2 separate regions of the Homo sapiens genome follow, and region 2 is linked to region 1. The links are chromatin loops, found by intact Hi-C in ENCODE. Cell type or tissue: PC-3. All regions are shown on one strand. Links, peaks and the distances in the headings refer to the core of each region. The heading gives the core; the rest is flanking DNA.

What was found. A loop is a pair of places that touch in the nucleus more often than their neighbours do. Peaks named below come from ENCODE experiments on the same cell type or tissue, not always from the same donor. Only the 100,000 strongest peaks of a DNase experiment are listed, where the experiment ranks them.
Region 2: it touches region 1 in a loop (2.4-fold over the local background); 6 of 110 quality-filtered maps call a loop at or near these places.

Annotation. Positions count from the first base shown.
Region 1 is chr2:224,478,951-224,495,235 of GRCh38, reverse strand. It overlaps CUL3 (cullin 3), which reads left to right. Exons shown (of 16, transcript NM_003590.5): 14 at 13,158-13,344. Among named protein-coding and RNA genes, the nearest start is that of FAM124B, 85 kb to the right of the region's middle. RefSeq lists enhancers at 9,531-10,070, 9,337-10,536. In PC-3, for the core only: no CTCF peak of the experiment used is centred there; a DNase peak (open chromatin) is centred at 9,695; H3K4me3 peaks cover 1,241 bases; H3K27ac peaks cover 2,818 bases.
Region 2 is chr2:224,556,149-224,572,433 of GRCh38, reverse strand. It overlaps CUL3 (cullin 3), which reads left to right. Exons shown (of 16, transcript NM_003590.5): 2 at 14,578-14,775. Among named protein-coding and RNA genes, the nearest start is that of CUL3, 21 kb to the left of the region's middle. In PC-3, for the core only: no CTCF peak of the experiment used is centred there; no DNase peak of the experiment used is centred there; H3K27ac peaks cover 4,607 bases.

The DNA of each region.
Region 1 (16,285 bases), core at 5,389-13,388:
CAAGACGGTCCAGTCGCTCTACATCATCTGCAGTCTTTAGATTTTGAGCCGCTTTAGTTGGTGTGTAATAGTGTCTCATTTTGGATTTAATTTTCTTTTTTTTTTTTGATGATGATGTTGAGCATCTTTTATGTGTTAATATGCCACTGATATATCTTGTTTGGTGAAGTGTTTGTATCTTTTTTGAGTTGTTTTCTTACTACATTGTAAAAGTTCTTTATAAATTCTGGATACAAGTCCTTCGTCAGATATATGTGCTCTGAGTATTTTTTTCAGTCTGTTGCTTGCCTTTTCATTTTCTTAATGGTGTCTTTTGAAGAGCAGAGTTTTAAAATACTGAAAAAGTCCAGTTAATCACTTTGCTTTTTGTAGTTTGTGCTTTAAGTCCTAAGAAATTATTGCCTACCCTGAATTTGTAACGATTTACTTTTATTTTTTCAATAGTTCGTAATTTTAGCTTTTACATGTATGTCTACGATGAATTTTAGGTTAATTTTTTTATATAGTATAAGGTAAGGATTAAGATACATTTCCCCTCACGCTGTCAGTTGTTTGTTCCAGCATCATTTGTTGAAGGCACTATTTTTTTCCCACCGAATTACCTTGTCGTCATTATTTAAAAATCAATTGATCATATATGGGTGGGTCTATTTTTATGCTGTCTGATCTGTTTCATTGATCTCTATGTCTGTCTTTATGCCAGTTTTATGCTGTCTTGATAGTGCAGTCATTTTTCTCTTTGCACCCATCTTTTTTCATTAGAGTAACTAATTTTATAATATGCTTTTTTTTCCTTTTCCTTTTCTCCCAATTAAAATATGATTTGATTACATTAAATCCAATTAGTCTTTTCCTGTACATTTAAAGGGTGTTTTGGGGTTAAAATGAAGGTCATGTGATTCACATTAAGTTTAAATTTAAGGTAATGAATATTTTGAAAGACTCAAAATTAATTCCATATTTGTACTTAATTGAAAACCAATTTTCATATACAGGTGAGCACAAGAAAAAAAATAGTGTGTTTGAAATTAAGAGCAAGTTCTAGGCCTATTTAATATTCATGTCCATACTCCCATTTATGTATCCCATTTATATGGGAGTATGGAAGTTAGTATAATTAAGAGAGCCATCATTTTTATGTGATATATTTAAAGGGAATGCTTGAAATCTAGGTATTTTAGTAGCTCAGTGGCTAAATTGAGAAGTTTTTCTTATGGATTTCCATGTGGGTCTTACCTAGGGAGTAACCTTGAATTTTTTTTACTTTTATTTTTATTTTATTATTACCTTGATTTTCAAGCATGAGTTATATTTGATTGAGTCCCAAGAATACTGATTAAGCAAGCGTTGAGTACCTTACCCAAACCTAGGCTTTTCAAACAGAGGTGGAATTAAATTATCTCTAACAGCTGTTTTTGTGTAGTCATTTTTTTAATCTGCGGCTCTTAATGGATAAAATATTTTAAACAAAATTAGCTACTTGGTAAATGCTAGAGTTGATTTTCAGAGTCCTGGCTTATAAAGACCTGGTAAAAAATAATGGGATAATAAAAAATACGAATTCATTTTTTAAAGCTGTTACTGGAATTGCTGGAAAATTTAGTGGTTCAAGCTTTTCCTTTTCCCATCTGACTTGGAATCATTGATGCTAATAAGCAGTTATTAGATGGAAGGTTAAAATTAAGTAGAGAATATCTGTAAGTTTTCCAACTTTAGCTAAGTCACAAAGCAGAAACTGATTGTAGTGTATATAGAATGCCATGCCTATGGCTCCAAAGCCTTCTGGCTGCTGACACCTCAAATCTGGGGCATTGTGAGAAGGCACAAGAAATGTGTCTTTACTCAACACCACGTGTTTCTCTACAGTCTGTTGCTAATGTTTTATTAGCTAGCCTTTTTAAAGAAATCACCTCCACAAATTAGTGGAGATAGTTAAAAGTATTTAATTATAATAATTTAAAGGAAGGTGAACTTTTATTTTTGAATATTCTGTGTGAGTTCAGTAAGATGGTGTATTGTTTAATGCCACATGACGAATTTCAAAAGTTAGTGATTTAAAACAACCACTAACAATTTATTATCTCTCGTTTCTGTGGGTTAGGGATTGAGAAGATACTCAGTTGGGTAGTTCTGGCTTGGGGTTCATGAGGTTGCATTTAGATGTTGTCTGGGGTTCTGGTCATCTGACGGTTTGACTGAAGCTGGAGAATACACTTCCAGGGTGGTTCACATGGCTGGCAAATTTGTTCTGGATGTTGTTAAGTGGCCTTAGTTTCTCTGCACATGGGCCTTTTCATGTGGCTCTTTGTCCTCAAATCTTGGTGGCTGGTTTTCCCAAGAGCGAGCAATCCAGAAGACCCAGGCAGAACCTGCAGTGCCTTTTTGATCTTTCCCTGGAAGACATGTAGTGTCACTTCTCATTTTCTTGGTTGCCCAAGTCAGCCCTGATAGTGAGAGGACCACACAAGATTAACATATACCAGGGTTATTACGTGCTGTCATAGAAGCTGGCTACAACAGGTGGCATTAATTTGTAGTGTCATATTTAATCTGTAGTAGTCAGGCTGCTGCTGAGGTTTTTTCTTTTCATGTTTTTTGAATGACTAAAGGTAAGTTTATTGTGATTTAGAACAGCTAAAAATAGGAAATACATACAGTGGTAGTCTGTACCTTGGACTTTAGTAATTAGCAGTGGGTTTTTGAAAGAGGTATGGATAAGAACTATTAATACATATTTTTGTTAATGTTCTTTATTTTTTATAATTTTATGAGAATGAGTCTGAAATTTAAAAACTACAGACAATAGCACTATTAATGTCAGAATTTAAATAGAAAACTTAACAGTAGTATTTGATATTCATCAATAATTTATAGCAATCATTAGGGACATAACTTCACAATATAGAAAGGAAAATGAAAGTACAAGGGAAAGTAGACAACTCGAGAATCATGGAAATTCCTTACAAATTTATTGACTAACCTGAGTTGAAAAGGGGGATATAGGAAATTTGAATAACACAATTAGCAAGTTAAAATTGAAGGCTGTTTAGCGAACTTTGAACTCAGAAGGCAAAATAGACATACTGCTCTCAGGAAATATCTGAGGCTAGCATAATTTTTTTGCTAAAACTGAGCAAGGAAAATACAAAAGAGAAAGAAAGCTTAAGGTTATTCATCATTCTGCCTTGCTCCTTAGATTCTAATACACTGAAAGCATAAATCTCAATATTAGCAAGTCATATTCAGTAGTGTATTGAAAGAATAATGCACTGTGTTCAAAAAGGATTTATCCCTACAATACAAAGAAAGGTCAGCATAGGAAAACTTTTTGAAAAGATCGTTATTAAGATATTGTAATAATTGTAAAAACAAGCAGTTGCCTAATTGCCAGGCACCATTTTAAGGAGAAAACCATTTGATCTCTATAGATGAACAAAAAGTATTTGATAAAAGCCAGTCCTCATTCCTTATAAAAGTGGGGGACTCATCGCCACCTTAGAATGGATTGCCCTTAATGCCATAAGGTTGTATCTGATGACAAACTAAATCATTGTAGTAGTTAGTAGGAAAATACTAGACACCTTTCTATTAGACTGAGGAACAAGATGAAGTTGCCTATCTTTACTACTACTATTATGCCTTGCTCTGCAGGTCCTAATATACTAAGAAGAAGAAAGGAATGAAATTCATAAGTATCAGGAAGAAATTGAAAAAATTATCAAAATCTGTAGATAATATGATTGTCAATTTGGCAATACATGATAATCAGTGAGAAAACATTTCTTTAGAAGAGTTTTGTTGGAAAGAAAATACCTTTTCAGTAAACCAGCATTAATCAGTAAATGACATGAAGAAAAGGATGTTTTATTAAGAATCATAGCCTTCCCAGGAATCATCTTAACAAGAACTGTGTAGACAGGGTACTTATACCAAGAAGACAGTAAAAGCTAAAGAATATGAAAGGGTAAATGTACCCAAATGGGAGAATTACAAGTTATAAGTGTGCTGTTTTTAAAAGTCACCTATAAATTCAAGGAAATCTGAAATGAAATGTCCAAAATATATATATTTTTAAATAAAACTCGACAAGCTGATTCCATAATTCATCTGGACCAGAAAATGCACAAGATTAGGCAAAACTACTTTTGAAAAGGGATGGGTCTTAGGTAGGAAAGCTCAGTGAAAGGGGAAGGAATTTGTCCTAATAACAAAACATACCATATCACGTTTTTTTAATTTATAATTTTTATGGGTACATAGTACATGTATATATTTATGGGATACGTGAGATATCTTGATACAAGCATATAGTGTGTAATAATCACATCAGGGTAAATGGGGTATCCATCTTAGCATTATTTGTGTTATGAAAATTCCGGTTGTATTCTCTGTTATTAAAAAGTATACAAGTTAACATTATTTAAAATGCATAGACAGACAGCTCATTTGAACAAAAGGGAGTCCAGAAGCAAACTAATATATTTGTAGGTGTCTGGGATGTGATAAATGTCTTTTTTTTTTTTTTCTTTAAAGCTCTGGGATGTATGTGCAGAACGTGTAAGTTTGTTACATAGGTATACTTGTGCCATGGTGGTCTGCTGCACCCATCACCCTGTAGGGTCCAGCCCCACAGGGTCGGTTGTTTTTCTCCCCTTGTGCGGAGACGAGAGATTGTAGAAATAAAGACACAAGACAAAGAGATAAAAGACAGCTGGGCCCGGGGGACCACTACCACCAAGACGCGGAAACCGGTAGGGCCCCGAATGCCTGGCTGCGCTGTTATTGGATACAAGGCAAAAGGGGCAGGGTAAGGAGTGTGAGTCATCTCCAATGATTGATAAGGTCACGTGAGTCACCTGTCCACCAGCCAGGGGGCCCTTCCCTGTTTGGCAGCCGAGGCAGAGAGAGAGGGGGTTAGAGAGAGAGGACAGCTTATGCCGTTATTTCTGCATATCAGAGACTTTTAGTACTTTCACTAATTTTGCTACTGCTATCTAAAAGGCAGAGCCAGGTGTACAGGATGGAACATGAAAGCGGACTAGGAGCGTGACCACTGAAGCACAGCATCACATGGCATGAGATGGTATCTCATTGTGGTTTTGATTTGCATTTCCGTAATGACCAGGGATGATGAGCTTTTATTCATGTTTGTTAGCAACACAAATGTCTTCTTTTGAGAAGTGTCTGTTCATATCCTTTGTCCACTTTTTGATGGGGTTCTTTTTTTCTTGTAAATTTGCTTAAGTTCCTTGTAGATTCTGGATATTAGACCTTTGTCAGATGGATAGATCGCAAAAATTTTTTCACATTCTGTAGGTTGCCTGTTCACTCTGATGATAGTTTCCTTGCTGTGCAGAAGCTCGTTAGTTTAATTAGATCCCATTTGTCAATTCTGGCTTTTGTTGCAGTTGCTTTTGGTGTTTTAGTCATGAAGTCTTTGCCCATGCCTATGTCCTGAATGGTATTGCCTACGTTTTCTTCTAGGGTTTTTATGGTTTTGGGTCTTATGAGTAGTTTTTTCTCTTTCTGTGAAGAAAGTCAATGGTAGCTTGATGGGAATAGCATTGAATCTGTAAATTACTTTGGGCAGTATGGCCATTTTCACAATATTGATTCTTCCTATCCATGAGCATAGAATATTTTTCCATTTGTTTGGTTTGTAGTTCTCCTTGAAGAGATCCTTCACGTCCTTTTTAAGTTGTATTCCTAGGTATTTTATTCTCTTTGTAGTAATTGTGAACGGGAGTTCACTCGTGATTTGGCTGTTTGTCTATTATTGGTGTATAGGAATGCTTGTGATTTCTGCACATTGATTTTGTGTCCTGAGACTTTGCTCAAGTTGCTTATCAGCTTAAAGAGTTTTTGGGCTGAGACGATGGGGTTTTCCAAATACACAATTATGTAATCTGCAAACAGAGACAATTTGACTTCCTCTCTTCCTGTTTGAATACTTTATTTCTTTCTGTTGCCTGATTGCCCTGGCCAGAACTTGCAATCCTATGTTGAATAGCAGTGGTGAGAGAGGGCATCCTTGTCTTGTGCCAGTTTTCAAAGGGAATGCTTCCAGCTTTTGTTCATTCAGTATGATATTGGCTATGGGTTTGTCATAGATAGCTCTTATTATTTTGAGATATGTTCAATACCTAGTTTATTCAGTGTTCTTAGCAGCAAGGGGTGTTGAATTTTACCAAAGGTCTTTTCTGCATCTATTGAGATAATCATGTGGTTTTTTCATTGGTTTTGTTTATGTGGTGGATTACGTTTATTGATTTGCATATGTTGAACCAGCCTTGCATCCCAGGGATGAAGCCAACTTGATTATGGTGGATAAGCTTTTTGATGTGCTGCTGGATTCGGTTTGCCAGTATTTTATTGAGAATTTTCACATCGATGTTCCTCAGGGATACTGGCCTGAAATTTTCTTTTTTTGTTGTGTCTCTGCCAGGTTTTGGTATCAGGATGATGCTGGCCTCATAAAATGAGTTAAGGTGAAGTCCCTCTTTTTATATTGTTTGGAATAGTTTCAGAAGGAATGGTACCAGCTCCTCTTTGTACTTCTGGTAGAATTCGACTGTGAATCCGTCTGATCCTGGGCTTTTTTGGGTTGGTAGGCTATTACTGCCTCAGTTTCAGAACTTGTTATTGGTCCATTCAGGGATTCAACTTCTTCCTGGCTTAGTCTTGGGAGGGTGTATGTGTCCAGGAATTTATGCATTTCTTCCAGATTTTCTAGTTTATTTGCATAAAAGTGTTTATAGTATTCCCTGATGGTAGTTTGTATTTCTGTGGGATCGGTGGTGATATCCACTTTATCGTTTTTTATTGTGTCTATTTGATTCTTCTCTCTCCTTTATTAGTCTGGTTAGCAGTCTTATCTATTTTTTAATCTTTTCAAAAAACCAGTTCCTGGATTCATTGATTTTTTTTTTTGAAGAGTTTTCTGTTTCTCTTATCTCCTTCAGTTCTGTTTTCTCTTATCTCCTTCAGTTCTGATGTTAGTTATTTGTCTTCTGCTAGCTTTTGAATTTGTTTGCTCTTGCTTGTCTAGTTCTTTTAATTGTGATGTTAGGGTGTCAATTTTAGATCTTTCCTGCTTTCTCCTGTGGGCAATTAGTGCTATAAATTTCCCTCTACACACTGCTTTAGCCGTGTCCCAGAGATTCTGGTACGTCGTGTCTTAGTTCTCATTGGTTTCAAATAACGTATTTATTTCTGCCTTCATTGTGTTATTTACCCACTAGTCATTCAGGAACAGGTTGTTCAGTTTCCATGTAGTTGTACAGTTTTGAATGAGTTTCTTAATCCTGAGTTCTAATTTGATTCCACTGTGGTCTGAGAGACTGTTTGTTACGATTTCCATTCTTTTGCATTTGCTGAGGAGTGTTTTACTTCCCATTATGTGGTCAATATTAGAATAAGTGTGATATGGTGCTGAGAAGAATATATATTCTGTTGATGTGGGATGGAGAGTTCTATAGATGTCTGTTAGTCGAGAGCTGAGTTCAGGTCCCTGAATATCCTTGTTAATTTTCTGTCTCATTGATCTGTCTAATATTGACAGTGGGGTATCAAAGTCTCCCCCTATTATTGTGTGGGAGTCTGAGTCTCTTTGTAGAGACTTTATGAATTTGCTTTATGAATCTGGGTGCTCCTGTGTTGGGTGCATATATATTTAGGATAGTTAGCTCTTCTTGTTGCATTGATCCCTTTACCATTATGTAATGCCCTTCTTTGTCTTTTTTTATCAGAGACTAGGATTGCAACCCCTGCTTTTTTTTTTTTTTTTTTTTTTGGGGGGGGCGGGCTTGGTAAATATTCCTCCATCCCTTTATTTTGAGCCTGTGTGTGCCTTTGCATGTAAGATGGGTCTCCTGAATACAGCACACTGATAGGCCTTGACTCTTTATCCAATTTGCCAGTCTGTGTCTTTTAATTGGGGCATTTAGCCCCTTTACGTTTAAGGTAATATTGTTATGTGTGAATTCGATCCTGTCATTATGATGTTAGCTAGTTATTTTGCCCATTAGTTGTTGCAGTTTCTTCATAGTGTCAATAGTCTTTACATTTTGGTATGTTTTTGCAGTGGCTGGTACCGATTTTTCTTTTCCATATTTAGTGCTTCCTTCAGAAGCCCTTGTAAGGCAGACCTGGTGGTGACAGAATCCCTCAGCATTTGCTTGTCTGTAAAGGATTGTATTTCTCCTTTGCTTATGAAGCTTAGTTTGGCTGGATATGATATTCTGGGTTGAACATTCTTCTCTTTAAGATTGTTGAATATTGGCCCCCCCCACTCTCTTCTGGCTTGTAGGGTTTCTGCAGAGGGATCTGCTGTTAGTCTGATGGGCTTCCCTTTTTGGGTAACCTGACCTTTCTGGCTGCCCTTAACATTTTTTCCTTCATTTCAACCTTGGTGAATCTGATGATTATGTGTCTTGGGGTTGCTCTTCTGGAGGAATATCTTTGTGGTGTTCTCTGTATTTCCTGAATTTGAATGTTGGCCTGTCTTGCTAGGTTGGGGAAGTTCTCCTGGTTAATATCCTGAAGTGTGTTTTCCAAGTTGGTTCCATTCTCCCCGTCACTTTCAGGTACACCAGTCAAACGTAGGTTTGGTCTTTTCACATAGTCCCATATTTCTTAGAGGCTTTGTTTGTTCCTTTTCATTCTTTTTTCCCTAATCTTGTCTTCACGCTTTATTTCATTAAGTTGATCTTCTGTCTTTGATATCCTTTCTTCTGCTTGATCGATTTGGCTGTTGATACTTGTGTGTGCTTCACGAAGTTCTTGTGCTGTGTTTTTCAGCTCCATCAGGTCATTTATGGTCTTCTCTAAACTGGTTATTCTAGTTAGCAGTTCCTGTAACCTTTTATCCAGGTTCTTAGCTTCTTAGCTTCTTAGGGTTAGAACATGCTCCTTTAGCTCAGAGGAGTTTGTTGTTCCCCACCTTCTGAAGCCTACTTCTGTCAGTTTGTCAAACTCATTCTCCATCCAGTTTTGTGCCCTTGCTGGCGAGGAGTTCTGATCCTTTGGAGGAGAAGAGGCATTCTAGTTTTTGGAATTTTCATCTTTTTTGCACTGGGTTTTCCTCATCTTCATGGATTTATCTACCTTTGATCTTTGATGCTGATGACCTCTGGATGGGGTTTTTGCATGGGCATTCTTTTCGTTGATGTTGAATGTTATTGCTTTCTGTTTGTTAGTTTTCCTTCTAACAATCAGGCCTCTCTTCTGCAGGTCTGCTGCAGTTTGCTGGAGGTCCACTCCAGACCCTGTTCACCTACGTATCACCAGTGGAGGCTGCAGAACAGCAAAGATTGCTGCCTGCTCCTTCCTCTGGAAGCTTTGTCCCAGAGGGGCACCTGCCAGATGCCAGCCGGAGCTCTCCTGTATGAGGTGTCTGTTGACCCCTGCTGGGAGGTGTCTCCTGTCAGGGAGGCATGGGGGACACGGACCCACTTGAGGAGGCAGTCTGTCCCTTCGCAGAGCTGGAGTGCTGCGCTGTGGGATCCACTGCTCTCTTCAGAGCCAGCAGGCAAGAACATTTAATTCTGCTGAAGCTGGGCCCATAGCTGCCTTCTTCCCAGGTGCTCTGTCCCAGGGAGATGGGAGTTTTATTTACAAGCCCGTGACTCAGGCTGCTGCCTTTCTTTCCGAGATGCCCTGCCCAGTCAAGAGGAATCTAGAGAGGCAGTTTGGCCACAGCAGCTTTGCCACCCGCCCAGTTCGAACTTCCTGGAGGCCTTGTTTACACTGTGAGGGGAAAACCGCCTACTCAAGCCTCAGGAATGGTGGACGCCCCTCCCCCCACCAAGCTTGAGTGTCCCAGGTTGACTTCAGACTGCTGTGCTGGCAGTGAGAATTTCAACCCAGTGGATCTTAGCTTGCTTGCTGGGATCTGTCGGGGTGGGACCCACTGAGTAAGACCACTTGGCTCCCTGGCTTCAGCCCCCTTTCCAGGGGAGTGGACGGTTCTCTCTCGCTGGGGTTCCGGCTGCCACTGGGATATGAAAAAAAACTCCTACAGCTAAGTTGGTATCTGCCCAAACAGCCGACCAGTTTTGTGCTAGAAACCCAGGGTCCTGGTGGTGTAGGCACACAAGGGAATCTCCTGGTCTGCGGGTTGCAAAAACTGTGGGCAAAGCGTAGTATTTGGGCCAGATAGCACAGTCCCTCAGGGCTTCCCTTGGCTAGGGGAGGGAGTTCCCTGACCCCTTGTGCTTCCCAGGTGAGGTGACGCCCCACCCTGCTTCTGCTCACCCTCTGTGGGCTGCACCCACTGTCTAACCAGTCCCATTGAGATGAACCAGGTACCTCAGTTGGAAATGCAGAAATCACCCACCTTCTGCATTAGTCTCGCTGGGAGCTGCAGATCGGAGCTGTTCCTATTCGGCCATCTTGCCAGATCTCAAATTTGTCGTTTCTAAAAACTGAATTTAATTGTTTTTTATTTGTGGGAATGAGAAGAGGGTAGTATTAAGACCTCAATTCCATGGATCACATCAAATATAAAATTCCAGATAAATGTGAAAATCTAAATATAAGTGCAAATCTATATAAATAATGGAAGAAAATGTTGAATATTTTGGTAACCTTAATGTGAGAAATGTCTTTTTAAAAATGTATTACCAAAATAATAAAGGAAAAGATTAACAGATTTAACCACATAAGTGATAACACATCTATATGATGAGATACATTAAGTTAAAAATAGACTAGGAGAAATTACTTATAACATAAAAATTGAAAACCATAATCTATAAAGAGCATCAGTAAATCAGTATGAAGGCAAACAATTGAGTATAAAAACATGAAGGAATATAGATAGAGAAAGCATAGAAGATTACAGATATCCTGTAAATATAAAAATATTTTTTCCCATAGTGGTCATGAGAAGTACAAATTAAAATAATGAGATTTCATTTTTAGCCAAACATGAGCAAAAGAAAATCTGGCGTTGAAGAGGGTGTGAGGGAGTGGATATTCATATACTATTTTTGTGGGGGGTTAAATTGTTAAGCAACTTGAAAGCAGTTCATTAGTATTTATCAAATACTAAAAAAAAAAAATTTTGAGACAGGGTCTCATTCTTGCCCAGACTGGAGTGCAGTGGTATTATCATGTCTCACTATAACCTCGACCTCCCAGGTTCAAGCCATCCTCCCACCTTAGCCTCATGAGTAGCTGGGACTACAGGCTATTTTTTAAATGTTTGGTAGAGAGCAGATCTTGCTATGTTGACCAGGCTGATTTTGAATTCTTGGGCTCAAGTGATTTTCTTACTTTGGTCTCCCAAAGTGCTGGGATTACAGGCGTGAGCAACCGTGCTTGGCGCAAATATAAAATATTTATAACTTTGAGGAAGCAAGTGCATTTCTAGAAATTTGCTTTTGAAAAACAGGCTTTCGTGCTCAAAGTCAGAAATGCATGTACCAACAGAACATTGGATCCAGTCTAAATCTCCACTTGTGTCATGATAGAACAGTACTATGGAATTCCTTGTAGCTTTAATCTCTTTTTGCTAGCTGAAAAATCTGAAGAAATTAATAGAAAAATTCATGTTATGGTCTCATTTAACACTAATACTGGTGTATAGGTGGATGTGTTCGTGTACGTTCATGTATATGCATATACTTGTATTCATGTGTATATATAGATGAATAGGAAAACATTGCTTTTAAAAAGTAATTTAAATATACAATTGATTACCAGAGTGCAGGTAAAATAGTAATAGTAAAGATAGGCATCCTTATCTTGTTCCTAACTCTAATAGAAAGATGTCTAGTATACTAACTACTGTTATGCTTAACTCTCTCATTATATATACAACCTTATGACTTTAGGGGCATTTCATTCTGTTCTTAGGCAGCTAAGAATTCCCCACTATAAGGTTTTAGGACTGACTTTTATAAAATACTTTTGGTAATAGTTACCTCTTGGGATGATCTGTAATCTTAAAATACCACCTAAGGTATTTCTGGTTCATTGAATATGATTAAGCAATAACTAAAGTATGTAAATAAATCACTTTTAGCATGTATGTAATAATAAACATCTTCATTCTAATAATAGCACCTATTTTCTGGGATTAGCATTTATACTATTTGAAATGTCTAAAGTAGGTAGATATAACCAGAGATTATTTGAAGAAAATGAATATGTGTAATCACTGAAAATCACATTTCTCTGAATCCTTGCCTACCTGACAGTTTTTTAGGAGAACAGAACTGTTGCTCAAAGACTTGTCTAGAGAGAATGACTGACTCTCCAGATCAGTTACTCGTATAATCTGAATATCACCATCTTCATGCCCACTCTTCATAAGCTGCTTTTGAGAAAGAGACAGATAGCTGTATACAGTGCATCAAAGCAATAAATCCTAGTGTCAAGACTTTTACTCAATCACATATCACTATAGACATGTAGAGACTAAATCATATAACTGTACAGTTTCCTTGCTGTCCCACTGACAGAATAGTGAATTTAAAATTACACAGCATTCTTTCCTGAGCTGCTTTTTCTCCCCTAGTATTACACTTTATTCATACCATTCACATCATTATTCATAATACGCAGTAAAGATTATTACCTGAACTTCAAAACAGATTGCTTGTTGATATTTATGTTTAATGTAATTCCAGGTTTTTTTTTTTCTTCATTTGGTCATAGAAGCATACATATGGTCAGTCTGGATGGTAAATTTTGATTGTATGGTAGAAGGCCTGAGCTCAGGCTTACCTTCCTTTTTTCTATGAAAGAAATTACTAAGCAAAAGAGTAGTCTGGATAAACTTGGATGGAAGATTGTAAAATATTTATAAAATTAGCAATTATATGTTGGTTAACACTTTATTTTTACCTAAATGTTGAAGCAGGTTCCTGATAATCTCTGCTGGATAACATTTTTGGATTAGCCATTGTATCTCCTGAAACAAAAAAGTACATGTCTTTTTAATATTTTATAACTTGAATCACCCTTTCCTCTCGTTTGTTCAAATAATGAGATTTTAATGATGTGTCATAGTACTCAAGAGAATTCTTTTTTGTGCATTATTTATTTAATGGAATTACCTCTTTTTAACTACTGCTTGGTCAGTTTACTTGCTAATTAACTAACTTTAATCTTTCAAAAAGTCTAATTATGTTAATCTGATGAAATTTCAGGAAATTCAGCAAGAGACAGATATCCCTGAAAGAGAGCTTGTTAGAGCCCTACAGTCCCTCGCCTGTGGTAAACCAACACAGCGGGTTCTTACAAAAGAACCCAAATCAAAGGAAATAGAAAATGGTCATATATTTACAGTTAATGATCAATTCACATCCAAACTACACAGAGTCAAGATTCAAACAGGTATCTGGAATTATATTTTTCCTCTCAAAAAATTATATATTTTTCTCTTTAGAAAAAAAATCTCATCTATTGGATTTCTTTTAAAAATACTCCTTTTCTGGTGCTGCATGATACTTAGGCTTAAGAAAGAAAGCAGCTTTTATTGATAAGTATTTGTATCAAAATGCATTTGAATCCAAGTACAGTAAGCATTTTAAAAAGTAATTTATAGTGTGAACAAAGTATTTCTTTTCATGTTTTTCAATAAATAGAATACAGTTTATGAACATATTGGTACTTAAAATTGTTTTTAAGTTGTTAACTAATAGTCAGTGGAAGTCTAATTTTAAAGCTGATTTAGAAGTTTTTCAGAATTGGGAGACCTATATAAAAGTTTGATGTTTGGATGTTGCTATTTATATTTTGATAAATATTTTTTGTTTCAAAATCTTAAAACCCATATCCTCTTTAATTTAAAAACATAGAAATGATACTGATGTGAATGATTTTTAATAGAGCCATATAAGTCGATAATGAAAATTCTATTCATTAAACATTTAACATAATGTAAGATGCTTGTTTTCTGTGTATTTAAAGGGGAAAAAAGGCACTCCACCCTTGCTGATTGATGTTTAAAACTAATTGTTTACTACTTGGCTTAAAAACTAGTATTAGATAGGCTTCCTAGTACTAATATATTCATTACAGCCAAATATGTGTGCAATAAAACAGTGTCCTAAGATAAATAAGATGATCTTTTAAATGACTGTCATTTGTTGATTTTAAAAAAATGTTATTTATATTGTATATTATGATAGTCTTTTTAAAAGTAATGTTAAATATACAGTTGATTACCAGAGTACATGGATTCTAGAGCTTTATATGCACACTTAAATTTTTGTTTTTCATTTTGATCTTTTTGTTTCGTATGTATACTTTGTAGAACAGAGTAGTGTCTCTGGCAAGGCTTTGCCCCCTTTGTCTTGTAGTTGTAAACTGTATCATAGTAATCTGCATTAGCCAAGATTGGCCCATGTCTTGACATAAATATATATTAAGAATAAAACAAAACTGTGCTAGCCAGTGTCATGGAATAAAATTTATTTTTCTTCCAATGCAAGACATAACTACTTTATACATTTGGGCAGATGCAGGTTTTGGATTTTAGGGCTCATTTGTATCCTAGAATTAGAGGAAAATATGTGGGAATATTTATCTGGATTGCCTTACCCTCACCCTACTGTACCCTAAATAAGTAACTGTCTTTGTTATCCCAGATTCTATCATGTCCAGCAATAATAATATCAGATATTAGTATTATGTTTAAAAAAGTCTTCATAGATTTTTAGATTTTCGTGTTAAGTGTGCACACTTATGTGTGTATCTGGAGTATGTGTATGTAGTGTTTTAGGTATGTTCAAAACAGAAATATATATATGATGAATTTCACTAGAGCTTAAAAGTTCTTTTCAGCAATAAAATTCTACAAAGCAATGTTTTTTTCTTGGGAATGGTTTTTAAATGATCTTGGCTCTTACTCATAGTTTAAGTCAAAATTTTCTCTTTGGTGGTAAATATTGTGACCACATTGGTTTTACTGTCAAAGGCTCAGTAACATAATCAAATATTCGAAGACTCAGACCCTACCTATTTATGCTGCTTTTACTGTAGCCAGTAGTAAAAGTTCATGCAAAGAAGTTAAAGGAATTACTAAAATAACACAGCCTTTGAAAAGAATTAGATTAATTGTAATCTGGGGGGGCAGTTTCCAGAGTTGACAGTCTTCACCACCACCACCACCACCACCACCACCTGCCTTTCTCAAATTCCATCCCCCAGCGTGCATATAGGTCATATATAGGCACTTGCACAACAACCCCTTCTGCTGCACTCAAGTGAGGAGTGTTGTGTTAGGCTCCAGAGTGAGCCCCTCCCCTCCCATTTAAAAAGAATACTCATTTTGACTCATCAGCACGATCTGCACATCCATGTTTTTCTGCAGGTATTTAAGAAGACACTTATTTAGGTGACCACATCCAGATGAGCCAAAGGGATTGTTTAAACAACTACTTTTTTCCCTGCAACTTTGTATTTTTTGTTTTCAAATCCACAAAGAAAGTGAAAAGCACTATAATGAATATCAATATGGCTGTGACCTACGTTTACCAGTCATTAGAATTTTGTCTTCCTCCCTGCCTTCCTCTGTGTGTGTGTATGTGTTTGCTACAGCATTTGAAGTTAATTTACAAATATCTCAGTAGTTTCCCCCTAAAAAACTTTAGCACACGTCTCCTATATCATATCCAAGAAAATTAATTTCATGTCATCTGTTTACCACCCATATTGCCTCAGTTGTCTCAAAAATTTCTTTTATATCTCACTTTTTGGATCCATGATTCCATCAAGATTTCCACATTACATTTAATTTTTATGTCTTTTTAGTTTCATTTAAACCAGTACCTCTATCTTTTTATTTTTTCATGACATCAACTTCTGAGGAAAAGCATCATAAGCATCATTCTTAGTAGATTATTTTCATCGAATTTTTTTTTTTTTTACTAAGATATTGATTATCTTACACTTGGGAAATGACACCGAAAGCAGTATTTTTATCCAAAGGATTCTAATTAGAAACAGTTGAATGGATACGCACACCAGAATGATCTTCTAAATTGTACAATCTGCTGTCTCGTGGCTATCTATGCCCATGCCTCAGTCAGCAATGCCCCATGTGCTGCTTTGCAATTTTACGGTTTCTACCTCCAGAAACTTCACATCTATCTCCTTTTGGTGAACGAATAAAACACCAGTTTTCTTTTTCTGCTATTTCATTCAGAGCAGAGTTGCAGGAGAAGACGACTTCTGTATTTCCCTTAACAGTTGCTTTGAAGACTATAGGGAAGAATAGAGTAAGACTCCTAAAGATTGGAATCTGGTATGAATTTGTGATGAGGTTGTGACA
Region 2 (16,285 bases), core at 5,637-13,636, 77 kb before region 1:
GGCTGAAATGATCCACACACTTTGGCTTTCAAAAGTGCAAGGATTACAGGCGTGAGCTGCTGCACCTGCATTGCCGTACCTTTTAATACTGTTAAATTGATGATTAAATTTCAACATGAATTTTGGAGGAGACACAGGCATTCAAACCGTGGCAGAGACTTTTGAGAGAATCTGTTCTTTCTCAACAGATGAGCAAACAGGGGTCTAGAGAAAGTGGTTTACCAAGGGATACACTCCTGACTTGAATTTATGGAAGGACCATGACCAGAAGCTTGATTTCTGGTTAAAAGCTCTTTTCTCTTTAGCAGACTGAAACAAACATGTAGCCGTAATAACTCAATGTTAACACTGGCCTATTTAATTATAAAATGATTTCTCAGTATTGAGCACTCTGATTATTTGAGTTGACATGGTACCCTGGAAGGACACTCAGCTTAGGACACTTGGACTCCTTCATTGCTCTGTGTGATCTTGGATAAGCTTCCTTAGCCTTAGTTTCTTCTTTGTGAAATGAAGAGGTTTTAACTTGGGGTTACCTTAGGCTTATTCTAGCTCCAAAAATTTCAGTAAAAGACAATTGTGTTTATACATAAATCTAGGCACCGACTACTAGTGTCTTTTCCTGTGGCCTTTGTTTGAAATATTTTGTGTGATGTTGCAAAAATTACTTACTTTTTAGTCTTAGATTTTTCTTTATGAATGGTATGGTTCAGTGATGATGGTTAAGTTCTAATGTGAAGCAGTGGGAAAGTTAGCTGTGTTCTTGTGTACATTTTTTTTGGTGAGTTGACAGTTGTAGGAAAGTTTTAAACAGACTTATAGCAGATTTTTGTAACAATTTTGTGTCATAGACCTTTTGCTGTCATATCTTATTTGATTACAGTTAGAATCATTCAAAGACAGAGCAAACTATGGCAGTTCGGTATTTTGTATGTTTTTTTCCTTTCCCTTTGGGTTATGTGTAATTGATTTAGGTACAATCAATTTGTCATTGTCTTACAGTTTATAGAGTTTTTATACATTATCATAGATGAATGTGTAAAAAGTAATTTTATATACATGTGACCCATGTATAAATAAATAGTAGTGTTAAATAGTATAAATAGTAGTGTTTTGGATTTCATAGTATATTGGGAAATACAACAAATTTTATTTTGAAGTGTTGATTTTAGATATAATCACTAATTTTCTTAATATAGAGGGTCTGTAAGTACAATGTTTGAATTCTAGTTATGATGACTACTGTGTTTTTTGGATAAAATGTGTTTAAGGGAGTCCTGTAACATCTCTATTTTTATGGGTGGAAATAGCACCAATAGTAGGACAGTGACAAGCTTTTTACCTCAGTGAGAGTACTTACATTATTGTATCTTATTTGTTGTGGTCATTATCACATTTTGAAATGTTATACATACCTTTTTTTCTATATATGCAAAAGTCATTCACAGAGATATAGTCGAAAGAGTTGTTAGTACTTTTAGCTCAATTGCTCTGTGACTTAAATGGACTTAAATAGGCTAATCTGGAAGCTTGACCTTGTGTCTTTGAAAAAATTGTTTCACATTTCCCACATTCTCAAATTGAGTTTTGGATAGCCTACTCATATTGAGGACTGAAATGCAAATCATAATTGAACCTTCTATTGATGATTTAACTTTCTCATTATGAATGTTACTGTTCTGTAATGTAATGATACTAGAGCCCAATTGAATGTCGATCAGGTTGTGATTTCATGGAATTGTCCCATGCTGCTGTGCTTTTCTAATTGATAATCTTTTTTTTTCTTTTTCCTTGGCATCAGCTCTTTTTTTGGCAGCACTCCCCCACTCCCATCTGTTCTCCACTGTAACCAGAGAAACCAGTTAACCAAACATCAGTAGTTTTTACATTCAGTTTTAAGTCACTAATCAAGGCTATATGTCTCTTCTACATAGGCAAGGAAGAAACAAACATATTTATTGAGCAAGTGCTGTGTGCCAGATGCTTTCACAGACTTTCTTAATTACCCCACAGTCCACCGTCTCACGTTTCTCTGGCCACAAGCAAATGAGGAAAGTGAGCTTTGAAAGGTTAATTTGTTCAAAGTCTGTTTGAATGTGTCCCACTGGGCTGTTTTTCTCAAAGCTTGGATCTTTGGCTACATTTTTGATGGTTGATGTTGCTTAAGGAATAATTGATGGATAAATGGTATTATTGCAGATGTCATAAGTAGTTGTATACTGTTTGGTCATCAAATAAGACTCCTTATCATTAACTGCAAATGGACTGTATTCAGATCATTTTTTTTTAATATTATCTATACATTGTGCCACGCATTGTAAGGGGTACAATAACATAAAGACCTTATCTACTGTGAGGTGCTTACAGTTTGGGAGGGAGCTTCCTTATGTAATTAATAGTTTAGTTGTATCAGATTTAAAAAATACTGCCATTCCTCAGATGCTTGTACCAAAGCTTTTTTTTTTTTTTTTTTTTTTGAGACTGGAGCTTGAAATTAAGATCAAGTATTTTCCCTTGTTTATTTTTTTTCTAGCTGTGTCATTCTGAATTGCCTGGAATTTCAAATTCTCACCCTTTCCCCCACCCACCCTGTTCTAAATTTTTTCTTGTAGAAAATTATTCACAGAGGACTAAAGACTTCTTGTCCTTTGTATGTAGTAGATGTTAAGAATTCACTTCTTTTCATTTAGTTTTAATTTGTCTCATGATGTAGTTCTCTCAGTAATCACAGAACCTTCAAGATGTGTAAGTATATAATAGACTGACATCCTTTCAAATTCAGGCATTTTGAAGGTTATATTTTTTATATCATCTGAAGTAATGTAAATGAAAAGATTTTGCTTTAAAGAAAACAAAGACCATTATAGATTTATTTTTGTTATTGATACTTTTCTGATGGGAAAATTGTAATCCTGGATTGGAGGGAGGTAAGGAGGCAAAGATCACTTTCAAAAATTAAATTCTTGACTTGGTTTTTGAAAGTCTTACTAAACTATAAACATTTAAGAATCCTTAATTATATTTTTCCTTTAAAAAAGCTTTTGTTTCTTTTTCTGCTGAATGAATTTAATTTGCTTGCTGATCATTTTGTAACTTGGCCTTCTTGGGGAAGGGTCCTGTATACATCTGATAATTAGATAGCAAATATTACATGTTTGTGTATATAGATGATAAATGTGTGTGCAGTTTATTTTATTGTTTTGCTGACGCATTAGTTGCTAGATCCCTTAGTGTATTTGCAGTTATTGCAACTTAATCAGTTTATCAATGGGATTAAAGCCCTGCTCAAGTAATTTAGAATGTTACTTTAAAAGAATGTTACTTCTCTTTTAAAAAATATATTAATACATAAAGTTAGAGCCTTTAAATTTTATTGCTCCTGGAATGAAGTATAGCTTAAAGTTTTTATTGTTAACATATTGATGAGGTGAGAGTTGAACATTTAGGCATTTAAAAAATTTTTCAGTAGCAGTTAATGTTGCTTCTGTGTCAGGGATGGGCAAGTGGAAAGATTAAAGCTCATTAGTAACATAATTATTTTGCCAAGGATGTTGACGTGCATTTGATGCCAAGACCCGATCATGTGTATGTATTAATCTGCACTTGAAGCCCATTTCATTTGATATGTAGTTTTTGGACTTATTTGATTTAGGGAAAGATTGTAGCTTATTGATCTGCTTCTGAAGGGCCTATTTCGTCTACCCTTTTTTTCCCAGTTAATATTTATTAGTAAAATTAATGATTAAGCAGCCTTCTGGGTGAGGCCTTTAGGTGAATGGGAAAAATCTGAAAATATTGCTTGATGTAAAATTTAAAAGTGTGTTACTTGTACACTACTTCTGTTAGAAAAAGATTTGATTATTTAAAAATTAGATTAATTGCTGAGGGTAAACACATTCAACCGTTTTCCTGTATCATTGTGCCTTATAAGTAAAAAGTTTGTGTTGTCAAAATTACATTGGTATAACATGGATAAAGTAGTATTCATTCAACAGACATTTGTTTACAACCTTCTGTGTGGCATTGAAGAAAAATGCATAATCTCTTAAGCTCATAGTCTAGTGGAGGAAGATGCATGAACAGATAATTCAGCTACATGGGAGTGTAGTGATGGTTACAAACTGTCACTAGTAGTTATAGACTATCACCACATTCCCATATAAACGAAAATACACTACAGTTTATTTAGTGTATAGTTAAGTAAATACAGTTTACACTATAAAATATCACGGAAGAACTGAGAAGGAGTTGTTAACTTTGCTTGAGGAGTTCAGTGAAGGATTCCTAGAGGTTATGACACCTAGCTGTGTTCAGAAGATATGTGTAAAGAATCAGATAAAGAAAAGGCAAAGCAAAGGAGGACCAAAAGCAGGGGGGAAAAAAGACATGGGAACTGAAATAAGTGGGGAGGGGCTGTGACAGTGATGGAAATAGAGTGAGAAACAGCAAGTTGTATATTTAAGAATTCCCATTGGTTTAATGTTGTTGGGAAATACATGTCAGACAGGTGTGGATAAGTGAGCATAAACTAGGTCTGTGCCTACTATGCTACCATAGAAAGGTTTTGAACAGGGTCATGGTGTGCCTATGTTTATTTTGATTGTGATTTTGAGGGAAGTAGATTCCATGAGGTTGGAGTTCATAGTGTTTGGAAGGCTCTTGCAGTGAACTAGGTGAAAGGTTTTTTTTTTTTTGAGACAGAGTCTCACTCTGTTGCCCAGGCTGGAGTGCAGTGGCACAATCTCGGCTTACTGCAACCTCTGCCTCCTGGGTTCACGCCATTCTCCTGCCTCAGCCTCCCGAGTAGCTGGGACGACAGGCGCCCACCACCACACCCGGCTAATTTTTTTGTATTTTTAGTAGGGATGGGGTTTCACCGTGTTAGCCAGGATGATCTGGATCTCCTGGCTTGGTGATCCGCCCACCTCTTCCTCCCAAGGTGCTGGGATTACAGGCGTGAGCCACCGTGCCCGGCCGAAGCCTAGAAGTTTTAACACCACCCTGGGCAACAAAGCAAGACCCCCATCTCTACAAAAAAAATTAAAAATATTAGCCACGCATGGTGGCACACAACGGTAGTCCCAGCTGCTCAGGAGGCTGAGACGGAAGGATCCCTTGAACCTGGGAGTTTGAGGCGGCAGTGAGCTATGATTGCACCTCTGCACTCCAGCCTTGGTGACAGAAGAAGACCCTGTCTAAAACAAAAACGAAAACAAAGAGAAAAACACCTTGTGACTAATCATCTTCGTGTGAGCAGTTTCTCTCTGTAGTGTAGTAAAAAGTTTTCTTTTGCGGTTTTCACATATTTTTCATTATGTTTAGTGGAAAACTGTAAACCTGGAATAACACGATGGAACCCATTCGACGTGCCCCCAGTGAACCTGGAAGTGCTCCCAAAAAGCAGAGAAAAGTCATGACGTTACAAGAAATTGTTGAATTGCTTGATGTGTACTAGATTAAGTTCTGCAGCTGTGGTTACCTGCCATTTCAAGGTAAATGAAGCCAGGACCATTGTTAAAAGGAAGTTTGTGAAGCCATCGCTACACCTGTGCCAGCTGGTGCAAAAACCTTGTGCTTTTTGCAAAATACTTTTTTATCTCATATTGAATATGCAGCTTGTATGTGGGTGCAGGATTGCTGTAAGAAAAGTATACCTACTGATTCTAATATGATTTAAGAAAAGCAAAGTCATTATATGACAAAGTCAAAGGAAGGTGAAGGATCTAAAGCTGGAGAATATAATGCCAGCAAAGGATGGTTTGATACTTTTAGAAAGAAGTTTGGCTTAAAAAATGTCAAGGTAATAGGAGAAGCAGCTTCTGCCATTGAAGAGGCAGCAGACAAGTTCCCAGACACCATCAAGAAAATCATTGGAGACAAAGGATCTGTCTAAACAGGTTTTTGATGTAGACAAAAGTGCCCTATTCTGGAAAAAAGTGCCACAAAGGATATTGACTAGTAAAGGAGAGAAGCACATACTAGGGTGTACAAGGCAGGAAGGGATAAGCTAACTCTGCTGTTCTGTGCAAGTGCAGTCAGGTTTTTGATCATGGCTGACTTTATCTATAAATCTACTAACCCCTGAGCCTTGAAGAGAAAAGATAAACACTAGCTGCCAGTCTTTTGGTTGTTCAAAAAGGCCTGGCCTGGACAGTGAGAACTCTTTTTCCGGATTGGTTCCATCAGTGCTTTGTCCCTGACGTCAGGAAGTACCTTGTCAGTAAGGGATTGCCTTTTAGTATTTTTTCTACTGGACAATGCACCTAGCCACCCAGAATCTCATGAGTTCTTCAAAACTGAAGGTGTTGAAGTGGTATCCTTGACCTTAAAGTGTTTTTAATTCAGCCTGTAGATGGGGAAGGTGGGGGGTCAATAAGGACCTTTAAGGCTCTTTAAACGCAGCAGTAGTAATCTATGGAAAAGATTGTCATTGCTATGGAAGAGAACCTCAATAGAGGGAACATGATGAAAGTCTGGAAGGGTTACACCATTGAAGATGCCATCATTGTTAAAAAGCCATAAAAGCCATCTAGCCTGAAATGATACATTATTGCTGTAGAAAACTGTGTCCAGATGTTGTACATGACTTCCCAAGATTTACAACAGAGCCAGTCAGAATCACGAAAGACTGTGGTAAAGTGAGGAGTGAAGGGTTTCAGGATATGGATCTTGAAGAAATTCAAGAGCTAATGGACATCACACCGGAAGATGACTTGATGGAGATGAGCGCTTCTGAACCAGTGACAGATGATGAGGAAGATGTAGAAGAAGCAGTGCCAAAAACCAAGTTGACATTAGAGAATCTGGCAGGAGGTTTCTGATACTCAAGAATGCTTTGACTTTTACGACATGGACTGTTTTATGATGTGGGCACTGAAACTTAAAACAAACAGTGGCAAAAGATTTGGGAACAGATAGAAACATTTTTAGAGGAATGAAAAAGCAGAAAAGTCAGGCAAATTACAATGTGTTTTTGTGAAGTTACAGAGTATGGCTCCCTCTCCTGCCTCCCTTTCTACCTCTCCCTCCTCCATCTCTTGTGCCTGTGCCACCCCTAAGACACCAACTACTTCTCTTCCTCCTACACCTCAGCCTACTGAATGTGAAGACCAGAAGGATGGGGACCTTTATGACAATCCACTTCCACTTATTGAATACCAAATACATTTTCTTTTTCTTACAATGTTCTTAATATTTTTTCTCTTTATTCTAAGAATACGGTGTGTAATACATGTAACATACAAAACAGGTGTTAATAGACTGTTTATGTTATTGGTAAAGCTTTGGGTCGACAGTAAGCTATTAGTAGTTGGGGGACTTAAAAGTTATACACAGTATTTTGACTGCTCAGGAGGTCAGTTTTTCCTAACTCTCACATGGTTCAGTGGTCAGCTGTATTCGGGATGAAAAAATGGGAACATATTTGAGAAATACCTTGGGGTTAATGTCAGTAGTACTTGATGATTGGATAAGAAGGAGATGAGAGATAAGAAAAAATATAAGGCTTATGTTTCTAGCTTGTATAATTAGGTAGTTTATATTGCCACAACTGAATTAGAGATTACAGGAAGAAGGTTTGGGCAGGTTTGGATGGTGAGTTGTCAGGGATTTTTGACATGATAAGTTTGATCTGTGTCTGGAGCTTTTGATTGGAGATGTGTAGCAGGTGGTTGAAACAAGAGTTTTAGACTTTGTGGGGAAGATCTGGGCAGGCAGTATAGATTTGGGAGCCACTAATGTAAATGCCAGTACAGAAGTCCCCACCCCATCCACAGGGAATCTGTTTATTCCAAGACCCCCAGTGGATACTTGAAACCATATAGCCCTGAGCCCTATATGTACTGTTTTTTCCTATGACGTTTAATTTACAATTTAGAAACAATAAGAGATTAGCAACAACAATAATAAAGTAAAACAATTATAACTATATTGTAATAAAAGAACATGAATGTGGTCTCTCAAAATATCTTGTACTGTACTTAACCCTTGTGATGGTATGAGATGATACACTGCCTATGTGATGAGATGAAGTAAGGTGAATGATAGTGGCCATACTTCTGTAGTTTTGAGTTGCGACAGCAAAACTAGTGCAGATTCTTTTTCCTTCTCCACAGTTTCGTGGATAGAAGAAGATGTGTTCTTTTCTTTTCTGAGACAGAGTCTTGCTCTGTTGCCCAGGCTGGAGTACAGTGCCACAATGTCAGCTCAGTGCAGCCTCCACCTGGGTTCAAGTGATTCTTGTGCCCTAGCCTCCCAAGTAGCTGAGATTACAGGTGTGTGCCACTGCACTCATCTAATTTTTATATTTTTAGTAGAGATGGAGTTTCATCATGTTGGCCAGGCTGGTCTTGAACTTGTGGCCTCAAGTGAACTGTCCACCTGGGCCTCCCAAAGTGCTGGGATTACAGGTGTGAGCCACCACCCTGGCGAGAAGATTTATTCTTAACATAGATCTTAGCAATCTCAGCATACCTTTTTTTTTCCTTATTAAGTAGAGAACTTTCACCTTTTCACTTAAAGGAAGCACTTTATTGCTTCTCTTTGGCATTTCTGAATTGTCAGCATCACTACTTTTGTGGTTTGGGGACAGTATTAAGTAAGATAAACATTGCCTGGACATAAGCATTGTGATTTTGATCTGATAAACCAGATGGCTGTTAAGTTACCAAGTTTTTAATGGGTGTGGGGTGTGTAACATAGTGTGGAAATGCTGGACAAAGATGTAATTCAGGATTCACATCCTGAGTGGGATGGCATGAGATTTCATCATACTACATAAAATGGCATGCAATTTAAAGTTTATGAATTGATATTTCTGGAATTTTTTATTTAATATTTTCAGGCAGTGGTTGGTTGCTAGTAACTTAAACCAAGGAAGGTGAAACTGTAGATAGGAGGACTGTTGTAGTTTATCTTCTTTAAGATATGGACAAACTTAGGAAATCTGATAGAAATTAGGGACCTACTCTCCAGAAAAGAAGTGCACACACAGTATACTTGGAAAGTTTTGTTTATTGTTTTAGGAACCTCTGGAATCCCTCTTAAGTTTTAGAACCCTGCATGTACGGATAATAGATGTAACCATGACAATGAATGAAAATACATAGAGACCCAGTAGAGAGTGACAAGAGCCAAGGACAGAGTTCTCAGGGTGAAAATGATTTAAATGGCTCTGGAAAAGTAGTATACAAGAGATGTAGGGGAATAATGTTTTCTAAAAGAAAGCTACGTTATACTGAGGTGCATTTATCATAGTGTTATTCTTAAGGTGCCTTTGTTTTAGCTCATATCTGTATATTTGCTAAGCTTGAAAAAGCTATATTTCTTTCTGACATTTATTTGATGACTGTCGATGAGCGTTCAAGAGATTCTATCATTGGGCACTTTCCTTTGTTGATGCATGAGGGATTATACTGTGCTCTGGGCTGTGTTAAATCTACTGACGTTCTCATTTAATCTTCATGACAGCCCTTTGAGATAGATGCTGTTATTGAACCCAGGACTTAATTTTCTCAAGGTCACATGGCTTGTGAGTAACAAAGCTGTGGCACAAACCTAAGGCTGTCTGACAGCAAAACCCATGTTCTCTACCAGTATACTAACTATGTTTACCAAGATAATCAGTGACTGTGATGTTACTTTACCATATTAGCACAATGGAATGTGACATTAGTCCACTGATTTGGACTAGGTTTTGGGATATATAAGTTCTAATCCCAGCTCTATGATTTTGGGTAAGTCATTTAATCTCTCTGGGTCTATTTTTCATTGTCGTCGTCTTTTTTTTTTTTTTTTTGAGACAAAGTCTTGCTCTGTTGCCTAGGCTGGAGTGGGCTGGCGCGATCTCGCCTTACTTCAGCCTCTACCTCCCGGGTTCAAGCGATTTTCCTGCCTTAGCTTCCCCTGTAGCTGGGATTACAGGCACGCACCACCACATCCGGCTATTTTTTGTATTTTTAGTAGGGATGGGGTTTCACCATGTTGGCTAGGCTGGTCTCGAACTCCCAACCTCAAGTGATCTGTCCACCTTGGCTTCCCAAAGTGGTGGGATTACAGGCGGGAGCCACTGTGCCTGGCTCTTCTTCTCATTTGTTAGAAAAATTTTTAACCTTAGCTATCACCAGAAGGAACATTTTTTCCTGCAGCCCCATCTTTTATCTATCAATAAGGCATTAATTTAAAAAGAAAAAAAAAACGCACTACATACAACCTTGTGTAGTAAAACAGCTCTTGATGTATATATGTGAAAATGGTTATGTTATAATAATGTGAGAGTACTTTTACAATGTTTGAAGCCTCTTGGTTTTATAGTTTTAAAATTCTTCAGCTTCTAGTAGAAAAATTTAGTAATTTACTCTGGGTAGAGACATTTTAATACTTTTTCTGGCTTTCAGAGGATCTTAGGTTATAGAGCCTGTAAAGATGATTTGATGTTTTGCTCAGCTATTAGCAGTATAGGTATCTTTGAGGCTTATAGTTGACATTAACTTTTCTCTTTTTTGAAATTGTTCTGAGTATTTTGCTTTATCTATTTGTTACTCAATGTCAAGAGATAGTGTCTTAGTTTGCTTTATTAGAACCTCAGCATATGTAGTCAACAAACTAAAACCACATTGCACGTACGTAGCTATGGTATTTGAGGCCATCATTATTACATGGCCTTGAATCTTCTGTTTGTGAAAAGTTAGCCGCATCAGTACATTTTATATGGATGACATCCTATCAGGATATCTGATTAAAAAGAGGTAGCAGTATAGGTGTAGGGGTAAATTCTTTTACAGTCATTTGATAAAAGTCTCTGACAGACTTAGGTCTTGGATAGGATTTCGGTAAAAGAAAAGAAATTGTTCTGTTAAAGTTCCTTCTCAAGCTCTTCAGAAAAGATCAGAATAACAAGATTCAGTTTGAGTCATTTGCTTAAGGATCGTCTTGATTGAGAGTTGAGCTGGTATTTTACTGCCAGGGTGACTAAAATAACTATTTTGCCTACTCCTTCCTCTTTTCACATTCATACACATCAGACGTGACTTGGAGAGGATTCCACTAACTCAGTAATTTTTATCCAGTTCAGATCAGAAGTTTGTGTGAAGCTGATCAATGTTGCTTAGGTTGTAAATGCAGAACTTGGAGATTTTATGTGGCATTTACAAAGGGGTCATTAGTCATATATTAGCAGAAAATCAGTCACCGAAGTATGAATCCTTGTTATGTGCCATATACTGTTTTAGAGGCTGAGGAATTTGGCAGTGAAAAAAAGATCCCTGCCTTCATGAAGCTGACATTTGGTTGTAGAGAGGGAGACCAGGAAAATAATGAAGAATGTGGGTTGGAGTTGGGGATCAGTAGTGAGGTGAGGCTGTTACTGTAAATAAGGTGGGCATTTAAAACTTCACTGTAAGATGACAGTTGAGTAGAGGTTTGAGCCATGCAGGAAACTGAGGGAAGAACATTTCAGACAGAAAGAATAGCAAATACGAAGACACTGAAATCAGCTTGTTTGATGTATGCCAGGGAGTGCATGGAGCAGAGCGAACAAAAGGAAAAAATGGATGAAGTTGAGAGATTATCAGATCGAATAAAGCTTATAGAACATTGTAAGGACTTTGACTTCAACTCCAGGGGAAATGAGAACTCATTTGAGAGTTGTGAGCAAATGAGTGACATGATTTGATTTATGCTTTTACATGGTCACCCTGGTTGCCTGATGATAGCAGGCCAGGAGTGGAGATGGAGACCAGTTGGAGGTGGTGGTGGTTTTACCAGGATAGTAGCAGTGGAAGTGGTGAGAAAGAGTTGAATTCTGGGGATACATTTTGAAGTTAGAGACAACAGCATTTTCTGTTGGAGTAGTAGTGGGGTCAGAGAGTAGTTAATTATGATCACAAGCATTTTGGCCGGAGCAGCTGGAAGGATGGAGTGGACATTTGTTCAGCTGGAAAAGACTTCAGGGGAAACCAACTGAGGGAAAAGATGAGGAGTTCTGTTTCAGGCTTGGTAAGTTTGAGATGCCTACTACGCATTAAAGTGGAAACATTGAGTAGGTAGCTGGATATATGACTCTGGCATGTACAGAGGGGGCCAGAGAATGTATCAATTTTAAGATTGATTTAAAACCATGAGAATAGATCAACTCCACCTAGAAAATGAGTGTGACTAAAAAAAAACAAAAAACAAAAACTGAGTGTGGCTAGATAAGAAATCGAGAACTTGAGCTTTAGGATTGGAGGTTTAGGTGATAATTAAGAGCCAGTAAAACAGATGAATAGGAGACAGAAGTAGAAGAAAAACAAGAGATTGTAGTGCTTGGAAGTTAAGTGAGGAATTTGTTTCTTTTTTTTCTTCTTCTTTTTTGAGACAGGGTCTTGCTCTGTCATCCAGGCTGGTGTGTAGTGGCGCAGTCTCCACTCACTGCAGCCTCGACCTCCCGGGCTCAAGCGATCCTCCCGCCTCAGCCCCACTAAGGAGCTGGGACTACAGGTGCATGCCACCATGCCCGACTAATTTTTGTATTTTTAGTAGAGATGGGTTTTTGCCATATTGCCCAACCTGGTCTTGAAACCCTGGACTCAAGTGATCCTCCCGCTTTGACTTTCCAAAGTGCTGGGATTATGGGTGTGAGGCACCATGCCTTGCCAAATTTGTTTCAAGGAGTAGGAGTGATCAGCTCTTTCAAATGCTGCTGGATAGGTAAGTAAGAGGAGAACTGAGACTTTGCCCATTAGATTTTGGCAATATAGAAGTCACTGGTGGCCTTCTCAAGAGTAGTTGCAGTGAAATGGTAGAGATGAAAGCCCTACTGGAGTAGATTCAAGATATAATGGAAAGATGGAACTTGGAGACAGTGCATGTACAATCTCCTCTTCTTGCCTGTGATTTTGCCATAAATGGAAAGAGAGATTAGATGGTGCTGAAGGAATATATGGGTTTGTGAGGATTTGTTTTTGACATAGGAAACTGACATTTTTTTTTTTTTTTTTTTTTGAGACACAATCTTGCTCTGTCACCTAGGCTGGAGTGCAGTGTTGTGATCTTGGATCCCTGCAAACTCTGCCTCCGGGCTCAAGTGATTCTCCTCCCTCAGCCTCCCGGGTAGCTGGGACTATAGGCATGCGCCACCACGCTCAGCTAATTCTTAAAAAATTTTTTTGTAGAGACAGGGTCTCACTGTATTGCCCAGGCTGGTCTCAAACTCCTAAGCTCCAGTGATCCTTCTGCCTCAGTCTCCCAAAATGCTAGGTAGGATTACAGGCATGAGCCAGTCCATGTGGTGAAACTGACAGTTTTCAGTATGAATGGAAATTATCTACCAGAGGAAAAATTTTGATGATGCTTAGATGTGTGATTACTAAGGGGAGGAGTTTTCTTTCTTTTTTTTTTTGAGACAGAGTCTTGCTCTGTTGCCCAGGCTGGAGTGCAGTGGCGGGATCTTGGCTCACTGCAAGCTCTGCCTCCCGGGCTCACACCATTCTCCTGCCACAGCCTCCCAAGTAGCTGGGACTACAGGCGCCCACCACCACGCCTGGCTAATCTTTTTTTTGTATATTTAGTATATTTTTTGTATATTTAGTAGAGACCGTATTAGCCAGGATGGTCTCGATCTCCTGACCTCATGATCCGCCCGCCTCGGCCTCCCATAGTGCTGGGATTCCAGACGTGAGCCACTGCGCCCAGCCAAGGGAGGCCTTTTCAATAGGTGGTTTGGCATAGAACTAGAGATTTACTTGTCAAATTTCATTCTGTATAATATTACATTGGGTTCTTGTTAAAATGTCGATTCTGTTTCTGTAGGTCTGGAGTAGGGCCCGAAATTCTGCACTTCTAACAAGTTCCTAGGTGTTGCTTATGTGTCTGGTCCTTATGCTATACTTCGAGTACAATAACTTGGCACTTTGAGCACAAGAACCTAGCAGGTTTTATTGGCATAAAATCAGGTCGGTTGGTGTGTGAATATGATGGGAATTTGTATAGTGTCTCATCGGGTTGTTTTTATTTTCTCAGTGGAATAGGAAGCAGTCATAATCATAGAGTGAGGATGGAGGAGGTGGTATAAAATCATCTAGAAGAGTAGAGTGAGTAGACTGACTAGTGGAATTGTGGGGTTGCATGAAGGCTGCACTTAACGTTAGTGGTTATGAATTTAAACTCAGATGGACCAAAAATATGGGCATATGTTATTCTTTGTTTTCTTTCAGCTATACGGATATATGTCAGGAGTATGTGGGCTGTTGGGATTTAACTTGGCAAGTATTTTGGTGGGAGAGAGATAAGGGGTAAGTGACTTACGGGTATATAAATCATTATGATTTTATTTAAAGTGAAGAGTTCTGCTCCAGGTAAGATTGGAGGGAGGTCTTAAAAGATGAGAAAGTGCTTCTAACAGATCTAGAACCTATTTTTAAATGTATCCTTTTTTTCCCCCTGTTAAAATAGGTTGTTAATGTTCTTATGTGTCATAGATTTATAATCATATCTATATAATACAATATTTACTATATATGGACAAATATAGAAAGACTTTCAACCATTGGTTTTTTTTTTTTTTTTTTTTTTGTCTCTTCTCTCTCTTGGATATTACAGATGACCATGGATGAAAAATATGTAAACAGCATTTGGGACCTTCTGAAAAATGCAATTCAAGAAATCCAGCGTAAGAATAACAGTGGTCTTAGTTTTGAGGAGCTCTATAGAAATGCATATACAATGGTTTTGCATAAACATGGAGAAAAGCTCTACACTGGACTAAGAGAAGTTGTTACCGAACATCTCATAAATAAGGTATCAAACTTTAAAGGACTGTTGCTAATACTATATTGAATGTAGAAAATCCTTTATACCATATTGCACTTTGACCGGAAGTGTTCTTTTTAAAGGTGCCAGAAGCCTATAGAAATTACTAATTCGTGACTGTTAATAAGCACTCATGAAAAATTTATAATCAGCTAAATCGAAAATTTGGATATTTGAGAGATGAAGTTTGTGAGCTATAATAAATGCTTTCTTTAAATCATAATGAAGCAAACTCAGTAATTCACAAATGCTTATTAATATGTTAATTACAAGGAATTTTTTTCCTTAAAATGATTTAATCAGCCCATTTTTACTTTCTCATTTTTCTGTATATTTGAAAACAATAAAACTACGTTGTTTAAAATATATTTCTAAGATGGATCACTAACTAAAATTGACTTTATTTTAACTGAGTTCTGTGGTACATTTGAATTTTTTTTAAAGATAAATTATTGTTGGGCTGTTCACATTATTAAAAATGGTTCTCTGATTTCAGAAAGATGTATTTTTTTAGAACAAATGTTTTTATAGAGTGAACTCTTCCAATGCATGTAAAATGTAATTTCATTTAGAAAATAAATTTTATTACAATGCCTTGCTTTAAGATTGTCAAATAAAATGTGAAATACCACACAGACTGATAAAAACTTCTCATAGTCTTTATGTGGTATTGGGGTATTTATTTTTTAAGTTTTATTTTGAAAAAAAAGTTTCATGAATAGCACGATGTGAACTCTTGTGTACCCTTCACCTAGATTCACCAGTTGTTTACATTTTGCTACATTTTTTTTGCCAGTTTTTCTATTGATATGTGTTATAATTACTGTTACCAATATTATTATTGCTGAACCATTAGAGAGTAAGTTTTAGATTTCATCTACCCCAAAAGACTTTGCAACATTTCTTTTAAGAATAAAGAAATCTTACTTAACCAAAGAACAATGATCAAAATCAGGCAGTTTAACAATATAATACTGTTGCCTAATACATTCCTTATTCAGATTTCACCAATTGTCCTGTTTAGTGGTGATTTCCTTTATAGCAATTTGTTTTCTGATCCAGGATCCAGTCCAGGATCTCATGTTCAGTTCCTCAGCCTTTCTTTGTCTTTCAGCACATTGACATATTTGAAGAGTATAGGTCAGTTGTTTTGTAGATTATCCCTCAGTTTTTGGTGTGTCTGATTGTTTCCTCATGACTAGTTTCAGGTTATGCATTTTTGGCAGGAATAATACATAAGTGATGTTGTGTCCTCAGTGCATCACATCAGGAGGCACTTGATGTCAGTTTATCCCATTATTGGTGATGTTAACTTTGATCATTGGTGTCCGCCAGATTTCTCCACTGTAAAGGTACCTTTTTTCCCTTTGTAATTCATAAGTAATCTGTTCAGATATATTTTGACACTGTATGAATATCCTGTTCCCTAGAAACTTTCATGTGATGGTTTTAGCATCCATTGATGATTCTTGCATGAATCATTATTACTATGGTGGTT